Linked DNA regions of Homo sapiens: region 2 is linked to region 1. The links are chromatin contacts, found by Hi-C or POLR2A ChIA-PET in ENCODE. All regions are on one chromosome and are shown on one strand. The core of a region is the stretch at or near the end of the contact, and the rest is flanking DNA. Distances in the headings are between cores, read along the strand shown.

The links. Hi-C counts contacts between places; a loop is a spot of excess contacts on that map. ChIA-PET counts read pairs that join two places held with the same protein, here RNA polymerase II (POLR2A). Pooled maps may share reads with other maps.
Region 2: a loop to region 1 is called in a map with no recorded cell type, with 4 times the contacts of the local background. The contact joins the promoter of CABYR here to the enhancer-like site in region 1. A Hi-C loop is called at or near these places in 1 of 37 single-sample maps with no recorded cell type and 3 of 50 pooled maps. POLR2A ChIA-PET finds 5 or more read pairs at or near these places in 16 of 52 experiments (A549, A673, AG04449 and 11 more).

What each region holds. Positions count from the first base shown.
Region 1 is chr18:24,174,730-24,179,545 of GRCh38, reverse strand. OSBPL1A (oxysterol binding protein like 1A) reads left to right here. Exons shown (of 28, transcript NM_080597.4): 21 at 1,351-1,533. Among named protein-coding and RNA genes, the nearest start is that of CABYR, 38 kb to the right of the region's middle. Within about 2 kb of position 2,590, at least 5 of the 41 ENCODE cell types and tissues checked have a DNase peak (open chromatin) inside an H3K27ac peak, as active enhancers do.
Region 2 is chr18:24,136,717-24,141,532 of GRCh38, reverse strand. CABYR (calcium binding tyrosine phosphorylation regulated) reads right to left here and starts at 2,471. Exons shown (of 6, transcript NM_153769.3): 1 at 2,415-2,471. RefSeq lists an enhancer at 2,827-2,886.

The DNA of each region.
Region 1 (4,816 bases), core at 1,341-3,840:
AAATAATTGCAAAGATTTTTGTATTCCTGATCACATGGGATTAATCACCCTCCTTTTTTCCTTATGTAGATCATGAGACATGATCGAGTTTTGTTTTGTTTTTTTTTTTTACTTTAAGTTTTAGGGTACATGTGCACAATGTGCAGGTTAGTTACATATCTATACATGTGCCATGTTGGTGTGCTGCACCCATTAACTCGTCATTTAACCTCAGGTATATCTCCTAAAAATAATCATTTAAAGTTTATTAGCTGGGTTGTGGTGGCACAGGCCTATAGTCCCAGCTACTTGAGAGGCTGAGGCAGCAGGATCTCTTGAGCCCAGGAGCTCTGGGCTGTAGTGCACTATGCTGGCCAGGTGTCTGCACTAAGTTTGGCATGAATATGGTGACCTCCCAGGAGAGGGAGGTCAGAAATGGACGCAGGTCAAAACTCCTGTGCTGGTCAGTGGTGGGCTTGCACCCATCATTAGCCACTGCGCTCCAGCCTGGGCAACAGTGAGGCCCTCTTATAAAAATATCTCTTTATTAAAAAATATAAATAAAATATATTAGCATAAGTATATATTGTTTGCATGAAGCCAATGACTGCATCTGTAAGTGCAGTTCTGTTTGCTTGAGCTAGCCTGTGTCTTGTTTATATATGATTAAGGGACTTTATTTGGCTTTAGTTTTTCTATGCGTTCCTCCTCTTCTCTGCACAAGTTTTGATCTCATTTATTCCCTAGATGTTTGAAAGTGGACACACTAGATTTCTCTAATGTAAAAGGAATGATGTGTTTTAAATTTACATGACTAATATTTTTTCATGCAAATCATTCAAATTCATCTGGGTGTTCTTTGTTTTAATTTGTTCAAGTAGCTAGCATTACAACATTGGATTTGGTGGTTTGGGTTGCATTTGTATAATTTCTCATATATGAAGTTGTTTCATTGCAATGAGAATAAAGAATTGTTGGCCGGGCATGGTGGCTCATGCCTGTAATCCCAGCACTTTGGGAGGCTGAGGTGGGTTGATCACGAGGTCAGGAGTTCGAAACCAACCTGGCCAACATGATGAAACCCCCGTCTCTACTAAAAATACAAAAATTAGCCAGGTGTGGTGGTGCATGCCTGTAATCCCAATTAGTCGAGAGGCTGAGGGAGGAGAAGTGCTTGAACCTGGGAGGCAGGGGTTGCAGTGAGCCAAGATCACGCCACTGCTCCAGCCTGAGCGACAGAGCAAGATTTTGTCTCAACAACAACAACAAAAGAATTGTTTACTTTGAAAGGGCAATTATGTACATGTTTAATGATAGAGTTAATTATAATGTTGCTTTTTTTTTTCTTTTTTTTTTTTTTTAAATCTTAAGAGATGACCTTGGATTTAGACTCATCTCCGAACAGGTCAGCCATCACCCACCAATCAGTGCATTTCATGCTGAAGGATTAAACAATGACTTCATCTTTCATGGCTCTATCTATCCCAAACTGAAATTCTGGGGGAAGAGTGTAGAAGCAGAACCCAAAGGAACCATCACCTTGGAGCTCCTTGAGTGAGTTCTGATCAAGCCATTACACTCTTTTCATGTAGACCTGCCTGTAAGTGTAGACATGCACACTCAGCTGACCTTACTGTTCAAAAGCTGGAGAAAAAGAAACAGCTTTCATACAGTGCAAACTGTCTACGTCTATGTAAAAGAATTTGAGAAACATGGCAGTAGCCATTGCTAATTAATCTGGGTATGTGTAAATAGTTTAACTTGATTTTTGACTCTGGTGTTTGGATCTATTTTAAGATCGATGGAGTTAATTGCTTCATGACAGTTCTTATGAAACATGCTTTTTTATATCCTTGTGCCAATGTTTTGTTTACAGATCTTTCAAAATGAATTCACTCTGAGAAATAATGAAATGACAATTGTGTGGCACATGTTAGGCGTTAGATAAATTGGGAGTTCTCTTCTTTTGTAAGATTAGCTTTAAATCCACAATTAATTCCAGTTAGGAGAGAATAAGCATACGATACCCTATCTCTTTAACACTGATTACAACTAGATACCCCGGACAGAAGACAAAGCAACAACCCAAAGACTCTGAAAAGTAGATAGTAGCAGGCAGACTGGGGAGAGAAATCAAAACCTGAACACCAATATGGCAGTGAGTTTACTGGTTTTATATATTTCTCCCAAATCTGGCTCAGAATCAGAGCAGCAAATTGCAGAACTGGGGATTAGAGGCCGACCGAAAAAGTTCTGAGAGTAATTCTTTCTTTCTAATTAAAGGACCTAGAAAGATACCCTTGCAGGAAGTAGAGAATAGGGGAAATCCTGTTTTAATTTTGTCTCACAGCCTTGCCCCAAAGCAAGCACTAGGGTCTGTAGCTACACTCCTGCTGCGATGGTGGCTGTGGCAATCACACACGTACCTCAGAGTCCTTCTCTTTGGCCAGAGAAACTGAGTAAAGGAACCCCTGGGGTTCAAAGAGTGTGAGAGAATTCCTGTTACTTGTTTTTCTTTCTTTTCTTTTACCCCTTTGCCCCAGAAGAAGACCTAGTTGTGGGAGATACAAGACAGAGCAGAGAGGCTCAAACCCCAGCTTGCCAGCCGGAGGGGAGAGAAAGCGCCCCCTGGTGTCTAAGAGTGTTGGGGAAACCACAAAGAGGAGGGAGCTCAAGAAAGGGGTCCCCTGAAGCTGCATTATGAGTTCCTACGCTCATCCCTACACACATGCATTGAAATGACCCAGAAGGGTACACAAGGGCCTCAGGATCTGAAATGCTGTGTGGCCTGAGAGCCAGGTCCCTGGATGGCTATTGAGGGGTGGATCTGAGCAGCACTACAGAGGCTTTGAAAATTAAACTGACACTGGAATGAAAGCTCACAGGAGGAGAGTCAGGACTTCTGGCCTGAAACTCTGTTAATTGCCTACTAAAAAAAATTTTTATCAGTATTCTCCAGAAGAGGTTAAGAGGACAGAGTCTTACAATATTCAGGTGTGCAGAATACAATCCAAAATCATTCAGCATACCAAGCAACAGGAAAATCTCAACAAACTAAAATAGAAAAAGACATTTTAGCCAAAAAAAAAAAATAGAAGTATTTTTGGAAATTTTAGTACTAAAAATATAGTAATAGAATATAATAACTGGGATAGGCTCAATGGCAGAATGCAAATGTCAAAATATGTAAAGGATGTGTATGTTGAAAACTACAAGATACTGTTGAAAGTAATCAAGAATTACCTCAGTAATGCAGAGACACACTGTCTCGATATATTTGGAAGCCTCAATTATAGTTAAGATGTCAGTTCACCCCTCACTGATCTATAAGCAGTCTGTATGAGCACAGTCCAAATCAAAATCCCAAGATGATTTTTAATAGATACAGAGAAGTTGATTCTAACTTACGAATTCTAAGTTTGTATGGAAAGGCAAATGACAGAACAGCCAAAATAATTTTGAAAAGGAAGAACAGAATTGATGGACTCCCACTACCCAATTTTAAGGCTTAATGCTAAAGCTGTTGTAATCAAGACAGTGTGGTGGTGGCCAAACTATAGACAAAGTATAGATTAATGCGACGGGGAAGGGAATCCAGAAATTGACCCGCAGAAATGTGGTCAGTTGATTTTTGACAAAGCTGCAAAGGCAATACAGCTAAGAAGAATAGTCCTTTCCACAGACAACCATCTGTGCTATGGAGACAGTTGGACATCTATATGTTAAAAAATGAACCTCAAACTAGACCTCACGCCTTTTACAAAAATCAGCTCAAAATAGATCATTTACGTAAAATGTAAAACTAAGGGTTTTGGAAGAAAACATAGGAGAAACTCTTACAACTTTGGATTAGGCAAAGAACTCTTATGGATATGATACCAAAATTATAACCCATAAAAGACAAAAAGTGATAAATTAGATGTTATTAAATTAAAAACCTTATATCGAAAGATACTGTTCAGAGAATGAAAAGATAAACTATAGAATAGTAAAAATTATTTGCAAATCATATAGCCAACAAAGGACTTGTAGCCACAATATATAAAGAATTCTTAAAACTCAACAGTAAGAAATGATAAGGTCAGGCGCAGTGACTCATGCCTGTAATCCCAGCACTTTGGGAGGCTGAAGTGGGAGGATCACTTGAGCCCAGGAGTTAGAGACCAGCCTGGGCAACATAGTGGGATCCTTGTCTCTAGTAAAAGATTTTAAAAATAGCCAGGTTTGGTGACATGCACCTATAGTCCCAGTTGCTTGGGAGGCTCAGGTGGGAGGATCTCTCAAGCCCAGGAGTTCGAGGCTGCAGTGAGCCATGATTGCGCCATTGTATTCCAGCCTGGGCAACAGAGTGAAACCCTGTCTCTGGAACAACAACAACAAAAAAGAACAATAAAAAATGAATAGATACTTCATATATATATATATATGTGTATATATATATATATATATATATATATACATACACATGGCAAATAAGCACATGAAGTCAGCTGATTGCAGTGGCTCACACCTATAATTCCAGTTACTTAGGAGGCTGAGGCAGGAGGATTGCTTGAGGCCAAGAGTTCAAGACCAGCCTAGGCAACATAGTGAAAATCCGTCTCTAAAAAAATAAAGTAAAATAAATTTAGCCAGGCATGGGGACACATGCCTGTAGTCATAGCTACTAGGGAAGCTAAGGCAGGAGGGTCACTTGAGCCGAGGAGTTCGAGGCTGCAGTGAGCTATGATCCACCACTGCACTCCATCCTAGGTAGTAGAATAAGACCTCATCTCTAAAAAAAAATAAATAAAAATTTAAAAAGATGTTCAACAGCATCAGTTATTAGAGAACTGCA
Region 2 (4,816 bases), core at 1,222-3,721, 38 kb after region 1:
AATAGGAGATAGGTGGTTAAATGATTCAGGTTTCTTGAGGTGAAAAACACATCAGTTGTATGGGAGAACCACAGCTATTCTGGATACTGAAACCCAGGAGAAATTTCTCCCCCAAGTCCTTATAAAGCAAATAGTGTGATATAATGAACCATGTCCTCAACAACATCCCTACAGTAAATAATGAGTTTCACGGGGTTAAGTGGCATAGTTCAGTTACAACAATTATAGAAGGGCACAGCTTCTATTATAAAGTAACGAATATCTCATAGCAAAATGTTCAATACTTAAAAACACATCTCATCTTCCCAAAGGTCAGGACAAAATGAATCTGTACTGGCCAAAGCAAATCCTTTCAGTATATAATTAAGTATAATTGAATCCCTTAATGAAAACTTCCTTTTACGATATCATTCAACAGATTTACTGAATTAAACCATCTTTAAAAAACCAGAAGTGATCCAGCAATCCCACTGCTGGGTATATACCCAAATGGAAATCAGTATACAGAAGAGATATCTGCACTCCCATGTTTGTTCCAGCACTGTTGACAATAGCTAAGATTTGGAAGCAACCTAAGCGTCTATCAACAGATGAATGGATAAAGAAAATGTGGTACATACATACAATGGAGTACTATTCAGCCATTAAAAAAGAATGAGATCCTGTCATTTGCAACAAAGTGGATGGAACTGGAGATTATTATGTTAAATGAAGTAAGTGAGGCACAGAAAGGAAAACATTGCATGGTCTCTTATTTGTGAGAGCTAAAAATTGAAACAATTGAACCCACGGACATAGAGAAGGATGGTTACCAGAAGCTGGGAAAGGTAATGGGGCCTGGGTGGGGGAGGGGGAAAGTGGGGCTGGTTAATGGGTATAAAAAATGAATAAAACCTACTACTTGAAAGCACAACAGGGTGTCTATAGTCAATAATTGTACATTTTAAAATAACAGAAAGAGTATAACTGGATTGTTTGTAACACAAAGGATAAATGTTTGAGGGGATAGATGCCCCATTCCCAATGTGATTAACATTGTATGTCTGAATCAAAACATCTCATGTGCCCCATAAATATATACACCTACTGTGTACTCACAAAAAAAGAATTTTTTAAAAAATCAGAAGTGGGGATTCCGCAGTCCCACATGCTAAATGCTAAGGGGCATAGGCAGCATGACATGTTTGATACATACATACTATTTGATACATATATATATTTGATACATACTCATATATATCATATGTCTAATTTTCTTTAAGTACCCAAAGTGAGTAGATAGACCGTTTTGAAAGTGGCTCCCAGAGGCCGGGCGCGGTGGCTCACGCCTGTAATCCCAGCACTTTGGGAGGCCGAGTCGGGCGGATCACGAGGCGAGGTCAGGAGATGGAGACCATCCTGGCTAACACGGTGAAACCCCGTCTCTACTAAAACAAAAAATCAGCCGGGCGTGGTGGCGGGTGCCTGTAGTCCCAGCTACTCGGGAGGCTGAGGCAGGAGAATGGCGTGAATCCGGGAGGCGGAGCTGACAGCCGAGATCGCGCCACTGCACTCCAGCCTGGGTGACACAGCTAGAGTCCGTCTCAAAAAAAAAAAAAAAGAATAAAAAAGAAAGTGGCTCCCAGAAACCATGATGGCGCCAACAACCTTTCAGGAGGCAGTTAGCAGTTGGTGCTACCAAAGGTGGGGACAGCGGCCATGCACTCCATGATCCCCCGTCCCACTAGTTCTCACCCCGACTTTGGGAACGTGTGGGGCCAGGGACGCTAAACGTCCTACAGTTCAGTTCCCCACAAAGAACTGTCCTAAGCAAGCTGAGAAAAGTCAACGGGTAAAATTGTCACAAACACTATTAGGGTTATTTAAAAGCGACAGCTTAATAATTCTTCCCAGATCTCTCCTATCACCAATACTGGTCCACCACTGGCGGAATTTAAATCCTGCCCCGCCCAACTGTAAACGTCCATGCGCCCACTACCACAAGGGTAACGCCTTAAGCGAGAAATACGATGCCTTTCAGGATGCCAGCGGGGACTTCGGAGCCATAGGTAACCGCACTCCCCGACCTCTCCCTAAAGAACCTCCGGGATGTGGGCCCCCGCTGTGTCAGTGCTCGTTTTGCGCTAGGTCTGTTTGGGAGAGACGGGAGTGAAATGTAGGAGGCTGGGCGTGCTCACATCGCCTGGACTTGTCCAAGAGAGGCGGGCGACGGACCCACCGAGGCCTCAGATTCGGCAGCTGGCCGTCTGGTCGCCGCACTCCCCGGTGTGGGCCGGGGCCGCCCCACAGGCCCCCCACCCCCGACTCTGAGGACCCTCCGCCTGCCCCGACGACCTCTCCCACTGCGAGAGACTCCCTGAGACATAATGGTCTCCGAGGCCGCAGGGTGCGCCTTTTCTCCAGATTCTCCCCACCTGCTTTCCGGCCGCGCTCTTAAGAGCTTCCTCGTTGCCCCCTTGCCGGCGGCTCCTGAGGAGACTTGGCGCTTGCGAGCGTTTTTATAGCCCCGCAGGCATCGGGGCGTGCATCACGAAGCTCCGCATCACAAAGCTCCGCACCACTCAAGGAGGCGGGGCCACAGCGGCCGCAGCCAATGGGGAGCCGAAAGCGACAAAGGCCATGATTTGGCCGGCGAGGGAGACTTATTTCCCCTTTTCTGGCTAAATCTGAACGGATTTAGGTGATTTCCCAACAAATAGCCAGGAGTAGCTCAAAGCGACTGCCTCTCCGTCTTTGGTCGTTGAGCTTAAAATTAGAGCTCGTTTGGAAAGAAAGTAAGAGATTTATGGCAGTGCTGTCTTGTCACTGCCTCGCCATTCCACACATTGCTCCTGGCCCCATAAACTATAGCTCTCTTCGGTCACCTTTAGGAATAATAATTTCTGCCACGTTGTAGACACACAGTGAATAATTGTATGCAACAGAGCACTTTTTCTTTTGTGAAACTCGCCTGTGGAATGGGAGTTCAGCATGAATCCAGAAACTTCCTGTTTCTCCACAGTTGAGATCAGACACCAACTATCCCCACAAAGCACACCGTCAGCAACAAGTCAAGGTGTTACTGTGTGTAACTTCAGCTCAATTTTACCAAACTAAAGGAATACTGCTTCATTTAAAAACGCCCACTCTGCCGGGCACGGTGGCTCACGCCTGTAATCCCAGCACTTTCGGAGGCCGAGGCGGGTGGATCACGAGGTCAGGAGTTCAAGACCAGCCTGGCCAAGATGGTGAAACCCTGTCTCTACTAAAAATACAAAATATTAGCCGGTCGTGGTGGTGGGTGCCTGTAATCCCAGCTACTCTGGAGGTTGAGGCAGAGAATTGCTTGAACCTGGGAGGCGGAGGTTGCAGTGAGCCCAGATCACACCACTGCACTCCAGCCTGGGCTACTGAGCGAGACTCCGTCTCAAAAAAACAAAAAACAAAACAAAAAAAACAAAAAAACGCCCACTCTCTGCTCTTTCACTCATTTAGGCTCAGGTATTTGGGCTGGGCTCTAAATAACACCATAATCATGATTATCAGAGTACAAGCAGCCTTAATTTTGATCCATCTTCAAATGTTTAAAAAGCAACTACTTTAAACCAAAGAGCATCGCCAGGGCAGATATCTGACCAAAAACAAAACAAAACAAAACAAAAACCAAACCAAAATAAAACAAAACCCTATTTTTTAATTCAGAAAAAATTAGGGCTTCCAGAGCACTTTGCAATAAAAGCAATGTTAAGGCCTCAGTCAGCATTATCTGGTGCCATTCATTAATCCACTTAATAATTATTTTACTGAGTGCCAGGAAAGCTCCCTCTTCTCGGGAAGTTTACATACTTAAAAAGGGAGAATTAGCGAGACTCCGTCTCACAAAACAAAACAAAAAAAAGGGAGAAATGCTTTTAGACTGAGTATGTTGGTGGGTCTGCAGATATTTTTCATCCTTCATCACTTGCCTCCAGCACCACTTTGGTAATGTAAATAAAAGTGAGATGAGGCTGTCATGATTTCTGATAGCTTGGTTTATAACACATTTAGGTGTCAGAGACATAATGAACTGAGCTACTGAAAATCCTAAGTACCTCATCTATGGTGTCTTTTGGAATTGGAGACATTTATGGTTTTTTTAACGTAACCTTGGTGGGTCATCTCAAACATCTATTAGGTGTAAGGTATTATGCAGAAATACCTGTAACTCAAAAAACAAGATTTTACTCTCCATTTCTTCAGTGACTGTTTGGCTGAGTCATTCTGAAATGCAAATTGTTACAATGTAAACATCTAACCAAGAATTTTCAAACCACTGCCCATCGCTGCTTTGATTTCTTGAACTCTTAATGATTTGATGTGGTTTCACAATCTTGGCTTGTGTTCATCTCCCTTTCAATCACCAGTATGTTATTTTTTGGTCACCAATGATTTAAAACGCAAATGTACCTTCCACTGCCCCTCTCCCACACCCCAAATCCTTACCCTATGGAAGTCCATGGTTGTGGGTGTGGCCTCTGCATACCTCTCGTATTTCATGTCTCACCATGTGATTCCCACTTGACCCTCCAGAGTCTTGAACACACATGTCGCTTATCACCTCTGTGCTTTTGCTCATTAGGTCCAAGGCCTTGGATGCTGCTCCAGCAAGTGTTTTCACCTGACTGCATCCTGCTTCTCCTTTAGAACTCATCTCAGAAATCTCCTACTTTAGGAAGCCAGTGGGTTAGAAGCATTTTCTCAGTGGCCCCATGATGTATGCTCTATGACTTATCCTTGCTATATAATTCTATATAATTCTGCTTGTGTTTGACTCTTCTCCCAGATTTACCAAATCCTT